Regions from separate parts of the Homo sapiens genome. Here region 2 is linked to region 1. A link is an interaction called in ENCODE POLR2A ChIA-PET data of the cell type or tissue named here. Cell type or tissue: B cell. All regions are shown on one strand. Each heading gives the region's core, and the rest is flanking DNA. Links, peaks and the distances in the headings are about the cores only. Region 1 has its middle 5.3 kb from the start of CXCR5. Region 2 overlaps IFT46 (intraflagellar transport 46).

Region 1 (7,050 bases), core at 1,252-6,251:
GTAAATTTAAAAGTTAGTTTGGTGTGGTGATGCACACCTGTAGTCCCAGCTACTCAGGAGGCTAAGGTGGGAGGATCACTTAAGCCTGGGAGGTGGAGGCTGCAGTGAGCCATGATTGTGCCACTGCACTGCAGCCTGGGTGACATAGAGAGACCCCATCTCTACAAAAAAGGGAAGAAAGAAAGAGTGAGAGAAAGAAAGAGGGAACGAAAGGAAGGAGGAAAGGAGGGAAGGAGGAAGAGTAGAAAATATGAGTATGCTACCCATACTAAGCAGTGTTTACAAAACTTACTGTGTATTTGTGTGTATATGTTCATCACACATGTCCAACTAGCTTGTGATATAAAATATATTTCTTCCTATGGGTCATGATCAAAGTGACAGGATTACATGACATGCTGAAAGCTAACTAGTAGAGCTCATGCATTACTTATTAGAGTAGAGCTGAGACCGACCAGAGAGATAGAGGTGCAACCTGTCAGAGCCCGGGAGGCACCACAGAAATCTCAACGGTGCCAGGGTGGGGCCCAGGGAGGCCGGTGTTCTGGGAAAACCAACTGTTGTGTGCTGGTTGTATGAAGTGCTGTGTTGTTGTGGGTTGTGTGCTGGTTGTATGAGGTGCTGTGTTCTTCCTGTTGTGTGTTGTGTGCTGGTTGTATGAAGTGCTGTGTTGTTGTGGGTTGTGTGCCGGTTGTATGAGGTGCTGTGTTCTTCCTGTTGTGTGTTGTGTGCTGGTTGTATGAGGTGCTGTGTTGTTGTTGTAGGTTGTGTGCCGGTTGTATGAGGTGCTGTGTCGTTGCTGTGGGTTGTGTGCTGGTTGTATGAGGTGCTGTGTTCTTCCTGTTGTGGGTTGTGTGCTGGTTGTATGAGGTGCTGTGTCGTTGTTTTGGGTTGTGTGCTGGTTGTATGAGGTGCTGTGTTGTTGCTGTGGGTTGTGTGCTGGTTGTATGAGGTGCTGTGTCATTGTTGTTGATTGTGTGTTGGTTGTATGAGGTGCTGTGTTGCTCTGGAGAGACGTCAACTATGGCACCCTTTGTGTGGAGGGACTGAAGGCCCTGCTGGGTGGTTGGGAGCTCCAGGTTGGAAAACAAGCTGTGTGGGGACGAGTTTACCAATTGGTATATGGCTGTGTACCAGTCCTACGTGGCCTAGAGCGGTGGTTCTAGGAGTGTAGTTCTCAGGCCAGCAGCATAGCGTCACCTGGACACTCTTAGAAATGCACATTATCAGGTCCCACCCCAGACCTCCCGAATCAGACACTCTCGTGGTGGGGCCTGGCAACCTGGAGGTAACAAGCCCTCCTGGTGACTCTGAGGCATAAAGTGTGAGGAGCACTCCCCTGGGGATGCCTGTTTGGCATTCTGTGTTTGGCGTGTCTTTGCGCAAGCAGGCAGGGTCTGGTCTCAGAGCGGCCTTGCTGGGAAGCAGACATGCTGGGCCTCCAGTGCAGCGTTTCTTCTGTCACCCACTCAGCCTTACAGCCTACCCAGCGCATGCGCCCACAGCACTTAGGTGCGAAGGAATGCTGCACGTTTCCCCCATTCCCTGTGCCTTCCACACTGCTGACTCCACCCACACTACCTTAGCAACACGGTAGAGTTTTGCATATTCTTTGAAAATGTGCCCAGTTGCATGTGAATATGAGCATGCCAACTTGCATGATGTGTCTGTTTTGCCTTCTCTGTTAGACAAGGTGCTCCTCCATCAGAATCTCGCCTCTGGCTGCCGCAGTACTCAGTATACAAACACCTGATCCAAGCACCAGACTCACTCTAACCCTGGCCACACAACCTGCCCCAGGCCGACGTTCCCAAGCTCATTTGTGGCCCCCATGACCTTGTGGTAACCTTGATGTGCCTACCCAGCACCTGCAGCCCATTTCCTCCCTGCAGGACTCTACCTGTTTCCTAACGAGAGGGGAGCTGTGCGTGGGTGCAGGCTGCCGGCAATGACAGCCTTTACCACCCCACTTCCTGTGTTGACTTGTAATGGGGTGTTGGGTCCCTGCTGTCTGAGTGAGCTGTGAACATTCATGCTACTTCCCATTACTGTCTGAAGCTTGGTTTCCACATCTGCAGTGTGGTAATAAAAATACCCAACACTTTGCCGGACGCGGTGGCTCATGCCTGTGATCCCAGCACTTTGGGAGACCAAGGCAGGTGGATCACCTGAGGTCAGGAGATCGAGACCATCCTGGCCAACATGGTGAAACCCCGTCTCTACTAAAAATACAAAAAATTAGCTGGGCGTGGCGGCACGTGCCTATAATCCCAGCTACTCGGGAGGCTGAGGCAGGAGAATTGCTTGAACCAGGGAGTCGGAGGTTGCAGTGAGCCGAGATGGTGCCACCACATTCCAGCCTGGCGACAGAGCGAGACTCCGTCTCAAAAACAAAACAAAACAAAAAACCCAACACTCAAAGACTGTTCAGGGAATGAAAAGAAATGATGTGTGAAAAACCTATCATAGTTCATGGCACATAGAAAGTACCTGATGAGGAGCCTGTGCAGGATTTAGCCATAGTTTTCCCCTTAGCCAGCCAGGTAAGTGCCTGTCCTTTGCAAAATGGCGCCTCTGAGAGACGGGCCGTGTGGTCTTGTGGAGGGAGCCCTGGATTTGGTGCCTACAGGGCTGACTTCAGGCTCTGACTCTGCAACGAACCCTCCCTGCAATCACGAGCAAGAAAATGAGACTCTGTTTCCTTGTCCTCACAAAATACGGCCAGGAGTGATGCCAATCCCTCCGGCACAAGCCGCTTCAAGGACTACATATAATTAAATGTGAAGATTAAGTGAAATATAAAGATTAAGTAACATTAAATTTAAACTTTCATGGGACTGTGTAGACCGGTGACTGCTATGCAAGTCTATGGCGAGTTTCCTTCAGTGCTGAGAGGTATACCCTACTCTTCCTGAGGCTGATGAGGTAGGGACCTGGGAGCTCTGTTCTCAGCTGTTGGGAAAGACCCAGAGAAAGAAGAGAACAAAGTCTCTGGCCATGTCAGAGAGGGAGAGAGTCCTAGGTTAATAGAAGGGGAAACCCCAGCCCGTTCCCTGTAGCAGCACCCCAAAACTGTGTGGAACAGCTTACTTTTTCTGTGGAATATAGAAAATGAACTCCAAGACAAGTGATTGTATCTAATCTCTGGAACAAATAGAAATTTAATGTAATCCATGGACTGTAAAGTATAATTACTGAGAAAAATACACCTGAGCTGATGTAAGCGGCCACCCTTGCCTAAACCAGACACAAACCCAGTCTTGGCGGAAGTATCAGTAGTCTTTCTGTCTTTTTTTTTTTTTTTTTTTTTCTGAGATAGGATCTTGCTTTGTCATCCAGCCTGGAGTGCAGTGGTGCAATCTCAGCTCACTACAACCTCGACCTCCTGGGCCCAAGCAATCCTCTCACCTCAACCTCCTGAGTAGCTGGAAGCACTAGTGTGCACCACCAGCTAATATTTTTATTTTTTGTAGAGATGGGGTATCCTATGTTGCCCAGGCTGGTCTCGAACTCCTGGGCTCAAGTGATCCTCCCCCCTTGACCTCCCAAAATGCTGGGATTACAGAGGCGAGCTACCATGTTCAGCCTCCAGTGGTCATTTTGACGAGAAGGCTAGAAAACAATTTAGCCTCAATTAGACTGCCTATGGGGTGGGGATTGGGATCCTGCATAGGTGAAATATAAACAAGTTGCACACTGAAATAAAACCTGAGCTGCCTGACCTGGAAGGGTCCTCTGCCATCCGATTGTCACACACAGATGGAACCTCTGACATCTCCTCTTCAAAGGCAAAGGATCGCAGCTTAAGCGTTGCCCTCTCTATCCTAGGGAGCTAGTCTGACTTTATGTGTGTGAAGATTGTAAGATCATGGTTTCTAGTAGAGGCAGTAACTCTCTGAGCCTTCTCAAAACAATATTAGAACTCACGGTTGCTGGGCATGGTGGCTCATGCCTGTAATCCCAGCACTTTGGGAGTCTGAGGCAGGCGGATCGGTTGAGCCTAGGAGTTCAAGGCCAGCCTGGGCAACATGGTGAAACTCTGTCTTGACAAAAAACATAAAATTAGCCAGGTGAGGTGGCATGTGCCTGTAGTCCCAGCAACTCGGGAGGCTGAGGCAGGAAGATGGCTTGAGCTCAGGAGGTCAAGGCTGCAGTGAGCCATGATCGTACCACTGCCCTCCAGCCTGGGTGATGAAATGAGATCCTGTCTCAAAAAAAAAAAAAAAGAAAAAGAAAAAGCCTCAAGGTCAGAAGGTATTTACCACTGGGGGCAAACTGAGTTGACTATCAAAGGTCAGAGGCTAACACAAGTAGACCCTGGGAAGCTGTAGTGTGTTCACCATCTGGAGAGAAGAATGGGATCTCTGAATAGGCCCAAAAAGTCAAAGACTTCAGGTGACAGTCACAGATGTGTCTAATGTGTGACGCCTGAGTCAGCCATAGAGAAGCTGGTAGGCTACCTCTCTGCTGCCCAAACCATCATAGCTGAAACTACTGGCCAGAGCCTGCTGCTATAGCACCTGGGAAGCAGTCTTAAGCCTCCCCCAAAACTCTTTTTCTAGGCCTACAGCACATGTGGAAAATATAGAGAACTGTGGAAAGAGTAGGAGAGGAGAAGGCCATAAGAGCAGCTCCTACCTTGTCCAGTACATGCTCCAACCACTTCCTTGCTCCTCCCCCTGCCCTATCTCATCATCATTATTGCCATAGCCACACCACCATACACAGAAGGCCCATGATGTGCCAGGCACAAGGTAATTCTTTTTTTTTTTTTTTTTTTGAGACGGAGTCTTACTCTGTCACCAGGCTGGAGTGCAGTGGTGCCATCTCGGCTCACTACAACCTCCGCCTCCCAGGTTCAAGTGATTCTTCTGCCTCAGCCTCCTGAGTAGCTGGGACTACAGGTGCCCACCACCACACCCAGCTAATTTTTGTATTTTTAGTAGAGACGGCGTTTCACCATGTTGGCCAGGATGGTCTCAATCCCTTGACCTCGTGATCTGCCCACCTCAGCCTCCCAAAGTGCCGGGATTACAGGTGTGAGCCACTGCACCCGGCCATGCCCGGGTAGTTCTGTCGCCCGCACTGGAGTGTGGTGGCGCAATCTCTGCTCACTGCAAGCTCCGCCTCCCGGGTTCACGCCATTCTCCTGCCTCAACCTCCCAAGTAGCTGGGACTACAGGCACCCACCACCACGCCTGGCTAATTTTTTGTATATTTAGTAGAGACGGGGTTTCACCATGTTAGCCAGGATGGTCTTGAACTCCTGACCTCGTGATCCACCCACCTCAGCCTCCCAAAGTGCTGGGATTACAGGCGTGAGCCACTGCGCCCGGCCAGATAATTCTTTCTACACATTTTTTCCAAGCAGTTCTCATCATGTCCCACACTGTCCACCCTGTCCCCCTCTCCAGGCACACCAAGCCTTCACTCTCTCCAAGCCTCCAGTGGCCAAGACTTCCATGAAGTCTTTCCTGACCTTTGGGTATAGTAAGTCTCTAATGGCATGAAGCAGGGTTCTGGTTTTGGCTTCATCCTGTCAATATTTGCCATCAGGACTTGGATAGACCCAAGGATGACTAATCTATGTTGTTATCACATCACCAGATGACAGAATTGGGATCAGAAAAATTTCCCTTTATAGGTTGCAACAATGGCCCAGAACCTTCAAAATGAAATCCTTTAGGCATGTTATTAAGAGGAGTAGGACCCTGCAGGAAAGTCCAATTGTATTGTAGTTACATAGTTATAGAAGTATGGAATCTTTTTTTTTTTTTTTTTTGAGTGTCACCAAGGCTAGAGGGCAGTGGTGTGATCATGGCTCATTGCAGCCTCAACCTCCTGGGCTCAAGCGATCCGCCTATCTCAGCCTCCTGAGTAGCTGGGACTACAGGTGTGTGCCACCATGCCCAGCTAATTTTTGAATTTTTTGTAGAGACGAGGTTTCACCATGTTGCCCAGGCTAGTCTCAAATTCCTGGGCTCAAAGGATTCTCCCATCTTGACCTCCCAAAGTGCTGGGATTACAGGCATGAGCAACCACGCCCTGCCAAGTATAGAGTCTTGAACAAGGAAATGCATATCGTCCTATATTTTTTCCTAGTCAGATAATATCTAGACCATTAACCAGAAATCACCCAGAGGTCAAAAAACAGGGCGTCAAAGGACCCAGAAACCAAGTCTGCAAATAACGACTGAAGACACTGTGGAAGTGTGTTTGGGAGACAACAAGACTCTCAGGATGTGCTGGCTGTCTTCAGAGGATGCTTATTGGAAGAGGAGTCAGACAGTCCAGACAGAAGGCACAGCCAGGACCTCTGGAGAGGAGTTACAGGAAGACATATTTTGACTCATCATAAGGAATAAGTTTCTAATCATGAAACCATCCTCCACTGAAACATGATCTATTGAAAGGAGCAAATGTCTCACCTTCATTGATGTTCGTATTCATTGATTCTGGGTGATCATCTGATAAGGATGCAGTGACGAGAATCTTGCATTTGCTGGGGGTGGGGGTGTGGTTGAGGATAGTCTGGTTTATATTCCAAAGTTCCTTTCAATTCCTCTATGATTCTATACGCTGTACTCCTTCCTGATCAATGTCCCTAGCCAGGGTGGCCAAGGCTAAGTCAAGTATGCTAAGGGATTGGAGGGGCAGGGATATTGAGAATAGGGTGAATGGAAGGATGAGGAGTTCCCAGCAAGCTTGGGACACAGGAAACCTTGGGGCAGCTTCCTCCTGGAGGTTTCAGGACTGTACGTGCTGGAGAAGAAGTGTGATGCCTTGTCCTGAAAGCCGTCTTCTTTGAAAGCAGCTTCTAAAGGCAGTGAATGGAGAAGAGCGAGGAAACGACCCCAATACCACCAACAGAGGCTGGAAACTCCTCAGGCTGTTTAATCCTAAGAATGATGCATCTGTTGGCCGGGCACGGTGGTTCACATCTGTAATCCTAGCACTTTGGGAGGCTGAGGCAGGCGGATCACCTTAGGTCAGGAATTCAAGACCAGACTGACCAACATGGAGAAACCCCATTTCTACTAAAAATACAAA
Region 2 (5,924 bases), core at 925-5,924, 320 kb before region 1:
CTAATACTTAATTTGCAAGACTGCCCAGCATAAGCTGCTTGAAACTATCAAAAGAAGAAAGTTCAAAATCAACCTTGTGCCCATCAAACCAGCAGTCCCAGGGACTATGGACTTTCCATTTTTGTTCAGTGATATTTCTCTTCATGGAGTATCTGACCTATCTGTATTTCCCTTCCCTTACCCCATAAATTACATAAAATGACTACACATTCTCTCTCAAGATAAACAGCTCTTTTGTTCTTGACATTATAACCTACCTTTCTGTGCTTCTGGCTCTCTCTGTACCATCCCACCCTCTCAAGTACATGAGAAGGGGTCTGGTGGCACTTGAGACTTGCAGGGGCAGGTGGAACAGGGTCCATGTCTTTGCCTCTGTGGCCTGGAGCCTGTGGCATGCCCTCCCTTAGGACCTGAAGGATGACCAATTGGCCCCCTTTAAAAGTAGGTTTTCAAAACTTGGTTTCTATATACCGTATGGCTTATACTGAGGTTAACACGTTTGATTCCAGTTGTTTAAAATTAATTTGTTTTTATGGTAAAGCAGCTATTGGCACACAAAATTGTGACACGTTACAGGACACCAAAAACTGCTTTTAGTCACATTTTGCTCTAAGAATAACAAATTTATTATACATAAAGTATATTCTAACTAAGCTGTAATATGCATGGCAGATAATGAAACACAGTTGCAGAATTTATTCAGTGACTATGCCTTATTAGTATATGACTGATAAGAACTTTCTAGAGCATTCTTTCTCAATTCAAGATTTGCCAAAATTATCCTTAGTCACATAGGAAGCAGTTTTGGCAGAGGGAACTTTTAAGAATATTGTCAGCCCGGGGTGGTGGCTCATGCCTGTAATCCCAGCACTTTGGGAGACCGAAGCAGGCGGATCATGTGGTCAGGAGTTCGAGACCAGCCTGACCAACATGGTGAAACCCCATCTCTACCAAAAATACAAAAATTAGCCAGGCGTGGTGGCGCACGCCTGTAATCCCAGCTACTCAGGAGGCTGAGGCAGGAGAATTGCTTGAACCCTGGAGGCGGAGGTTGCAGCGAGCTGAGGTCATGCCACTACACTCCAGCTTAGGCAACAGAGCGAGATGACTCTGTCTCAAAACAAAAACAAAAACCATTAAAATGCAGCCATCAGGCTGGGTACAGTGGCTCACACCTGTAATCCCAGCACTTTGGAAGGCCAAGGCAGGAGGATCACCTGAGGTCAGGAGTTCAAGACCAGTGTGGCCAACATGGCAAAACCCCATCTCTACTAAAAATACAAAAATTAGCCAGGCGAGTTGGTGCAGGCCTGTGATCCCCCAGCTACTCGGGAGGCTGAGGCATGAGAATTGCTTGAACCCAAGAGGCAGAGGTTGCAGTGAGTCAAGATCACTGCACTCCAGCCTGGGTGAAAGAGCAAGACTCTGTCTCAAAAAAAAAAAACAAACAAAAAAAACAGGCTGGGCACAGTGGCTTGTGCCTGTAATCCCAGCACCTTGGGAGGCCTCCCAAGTAGCTGGGATTACAGGCACCCGCCACCACGCCCAGCTAATTTTTTGTATTTTTATTAGAGATGGGGTTTCGCCATGTTGGACAGTCTGGTCTCAAACTCCTGACCTCAGGTGATCCGCCCGCCTCGGCCTCCCAAAGTGCTGGGATTACAGGAGTGCGCCACCACACCCGGCCAACATAAACGGTTTTTAAGAAATCATATGTGCAACTCTAAGGTCCTATATGTTTCTAGAGAGGTGGGCCTCTTGCCATGTTTCTTTCAGAAGCAGGGTGATTCTCTAGGTACACAGAATAACAGCAGCCAACATCTGGGTCTTAAGACCTCAAAATTAAAATCTCCTTCACAAAATACTGGCAGTATCACAAGTATTGACAATGAAAAAATGCCTAGACTGATAATTTCAAACTCGCTTTAGCATAAAATTACCTGGACTGCTTCCTAAAAAATATAAATTCCCAGGCTTTTACTTTTGAGATTCTGGGCTGGGACTGGGAATCCGTATATTTAAAAATAAGTACCTCAGTTGAGTATTATGATCAGGAAAGTTTGTGAAACACTGGCCTACATTATGTGAAATTCCTCACCAAAGTCAATTGTAGTAGTAGGCTTTATTCCTGAAGAAGGGTCAAAATCTCAAGGCTCTTTGTAACTGATTTTCCTCCATGAGCTCAAAGGTCCCTAACCCCTGGAGGTGAGTGTTCAAGAAATGTTTACCGTTGAACTGGTGTCATCTCTAACTACTAAAAACCCAAAGCAGAAATTCTACAAGAAGCTGTGAGTTTTACTGTACCTTGTTATTTTCCTCTTCACACTCATCACTGCTGTTATCAGCCATAGCCTTGTTAGGAAGATGGGCAGAACGAGGAAGTCCTTAGAAAAAAAGTTTTTCCTTTAGATTATTGTTAAAATGATTTTTAAAAACAAGTATTTTTTAGTTTTTAATATTTTATGCTCTAACCATTTTATAAAACAAGGTTTATTGGAACATCTGGCTAAAGAGACAGGAGACTGAATTCTAGTCATGGCTCTGCCAGTTCAATTCAAGATATATTTACTAAACATTACTGTGCTTAAGGCATTGGGTTAGACATTATACTATTCAAATTATCTGCCATTACATAAATAATATAAACTCTGGCCAGGGGCAGTGGCTCATGCCTATAATCCCAACACTTTGGGAAGGGGAGGCAGGAGGATCACTTGAGCCCAGGAGTTTGAGCCTAGACTGGACAATATGGCAAGATCCCATCTACAAAAAAAAAAAAAGAAAAAAAATTAGCTGGGTGTGATGCCATGCGCCTGTGGTCCCAGCTACTCGGGAGGCTGACGCAGGAGGTCTGCTTAAACCCAGGAGTTCGAGGCTGCAGTGAGCAGTGTCCAGTGTTCATGCTGCTGCACTCCAGCCCGGGCAACAGAGTGAGAGCCTGTCAGAAACGGAATGGGAGGGGAAGGGAGGGGAGGGGAGGGGAGGGGAGGGGAGGGGGAAAAGAAAAGAAAGAGAAAAATATACACTCTGCCCTTAGTTTACACATTAGTCAAATTAGGTTAATAACTAGTAAAGTACAGAGTGCTGAATTCATACTAAGAGTGGGTTTGAAGAAAAATTACTTAAAATGATTTTGCCTTTTCACCCCCTAGCACTGCTGGGCCGGCAGGTCTCTGTCGAGCCGCAAACGCGGGTCTCTGTTCCGCAGAATGGGGTTTATTAAAGTTGTTAAGAATAAAGCCTACTTTAAGAGATACCAAGTGAAATTTAGAAGACGACGAGAGGGTAAAACTGGTTACTATCCTCAGAAATGCTTGGTGATACAGGATAAAAATAAATACAACACACCCAAATATAAGATGATAGTTCGTGTAACAAACAGAGATATCATTTGTCAGACTGCTTATGCCCGTATAGAGGGGGATATAGTCTGCGCAGCATATGCACACAAACTGCCAAAATGTGGTGTGAAGGTTGGCCTGACAAATTATGCTGCAACTTATTGTACTGGCCTGCTGCTGGCCCGCAGGCTTCCCAATAGGTTTGGCATGGACAAGATCTATGAAGGCCAAGTGGAGGAGACTGGCAATGAATACAATGTGGAAAGCATTGATGGTCAGCCAGGTGCCTTTACCTGCTATTTGGATACAGGTCTTGCCAGAACTACCACTGGCAATAAAGTTTTTGGCACCCTGAAGGGAGCTGTGGATGGAGGCTTGTCTGTCCCTCACAGTACCAAACGATTCCCTAGTTATGATTCTGAAAGCAAGGAATTTAATGCAGAAGTACACCAGAAGCACATCATGGGCCAGAATGTTGCAGATTACATGCACTACTTAACAGAAGAAGATGAAGATGCTTACAAGAACCAGTTCTCTCAATGCATAAAGAAGAGCGTAACTCCAGACATGATGGAAGAGATGTATAAGAAAGCTCATGCTGCTATATGAGAGAATCCAGTCTATGAAAAGAGGCCCAAGAAAGAAGTTAAAAAGAATAGGTGGAACTGTCCCAAAATGTCCCTTGCTCAGAAGAAACATCAGGTAGCTTAAAAGAAGGCAAGCTCCCTCAGAGCTCAGGAGCAGGCTGCTGAGAGCTAAACCAAACAATTTTCTATAAAGATTTTTCAGATAAAGACGATAAACATATGGACAGAAAAAAAAAAGATTTAACCTCTTTGAGTCTCAGTATTCCCACCTCTAAATGGGGTCACTAATATTTCTAACCCAGGCCTCTTATAAGGATCAAGTGAAAAAATTTATGTGCAAGGAACTGACCCAGGGCCTGGCAAATAATAGTCACAAGTTTGAATCCGAATCAGTATGCAAAGATAAGAGCAATTTTTAAATATTCTGAACAATTAAAAGGATAATTAATGACAGGCGCAGTGGCTCACACCTGTAATCCCAGCACTCTAAGAGGCGGAGGCAGGCAGATTGCTTGAGCCTAGGAGTTCAAGACCAGCCTGGGCAACACGGTGAAACCCTGTCTCTACAAAAAATACAAAAATTAGGCCGGGCACAGTGGCTCCTGCCTGTAATCCCAGCACTTTGGGAGGCTGAGGCGGGTGGATCACCTGAGGTCAGGAGTTCGAGACCAGCCTGGCCAACATGGTGAAACCCCGTCTCTACTAAAAATACAAAAAAATTAGCCAGGTGTGGTGGCACACTCCTATAATCCCAGCTACTCAGGAGGCTGAGGCAGGAGAATCGCTTGAACCTGGGAGGTTGAGGTTGCAGTGGGCCGAGATCACGCCATTGCACTCCAGCCTGGGCGACAGAGCAAGACTCCATCTCAAAAAAAAAAAAAATTAGCTGGACATGGGGGCATGGGCTGGTAGTCCCAGCTACCGGGGGTTCTGAAGCAGGAGGACTGCATGAGCCCAGGAGGTCGAGGCTGCAGTGAACCGTGATCATGCTACCGCACTCCAGCCTGGGTGACAGAGCAAAACTCTGTCTCTATAAATAAAAAATTAAATTAAAATAAAAGTATAATTAGATGTAAGGCATTAACTGGAATGAAAACATGATAAATGATTTCTATATCAAATAAATGCAAATTAAACCCTTTTTTTATTTACTAAATTAGCCCAAATTAAAAACAAATTATAATATCCACAGCTGTCAAGAGCATAAACACGCTCAAGTCAAAAACCTAGGTGGCTAGGTCCCAAAGAATTGAAAACAGGGACTCAAATGGACACTTGTACACCTCTGTTCATAGCAGTGTTATTCACAATAGCCAAAATATGAAAACAACCCGAGTGTCCATTAACAAATGAATGAATTAAAAAACGTGGCATAGGCTTGGTGCGGTGGCTCACGCCTGTAATCCCAACACTTTGGGAGGCCGAGGTGGGTGGATCACAAGGTCAGGAGATCGAGGCCATCCGGGCCAACATGGTGAAACCCCGTCTCTACTAAGAATACAAAAAATTAGCTGGGTGTGGTGGTGTGCACCTGTAGTCCCAACTACTCAGGAGGCTGAGGCAGGAGAGTCGCTTGAACCCGGGAGGCGTAGGTTGCAGTGAGCCAAGATCGTGCCACTGCACTCCAGCCTGGGTGACAGAGCGAAATTCAGTCTCAAAAAAAAAAAAAAGTGCAATATACATGCAATGGAATATTACTCAGCCTTAAAAAGAAAGTCTACATTCAACAACACAGATGAACCTTAAGAACATCACAATAAGTGAAGTAAGTCAGCCACAAAAGGATAAATACAGTATGATTTCACTTATGTGGTTCCCAGAATAAGCAAACTCATACAGACAGTAGAATAGTGGTTACCAGGGAGGAGTGGAAGCAAGCAATAGGGAACTATTGTTTTGAAGGGTATGGATTTTCTGTTCAGGATGATCTGGAAATAGTGGCGATGGTTAAACAACATTGTGAATGTACTTAATGTTATTTAATTGCACACTTAAA

Evidence for each region. Peaks named below come from ENCODE experiments on the same cell type or tissue, not always from the same donor. Only the 100,000 strongest peaks of a DNase experiment are listed, where the experiment ranks them.
Region 2: POLR2A ChIA-PET joins it to region 1 with 7 read pairs; 2 of 35 experiments call an interaction of 5 or more read pairs at or near these places.

Annotation. Positions count from the first base shown.
Region 1 is chr11:118,875,036-118,882,085 of GRCh38, forward strand. No RefSeq gene overlaps it. Among named protein-coding and RNA genes, the nearest start is that of CXCR5, 5.3 kb to the right of the region's middle. In B cell, for the core only: no CTCF peak of the experiment used is centred there; DNase peaks (open chromatin) are centred at 1,926 and 3,146; H3K4me3 peaks cover 1,089 bases; H3K27ac peaks cover 2,507 bases.
Region 2 is chr11:118,557,481-118,563,404 of GRCh38, forward strand. IFT46 (intraflagellar transport 46) reads right to left here. Exons shown (of 12, transcript NM_001168618.2): 3 at 2,305-2,384. The coding sequence starts at 2,349. It also overlaps the pseudogene RPL5P30. Among named protein-coding and RNA genes, the nearest start is that of IFT46, 5.5 kb to the right of the region's middle. In B cell, for the core only: no CTCF peak of the experiment used is centred there; no DNase peak of the experiment used is centred there.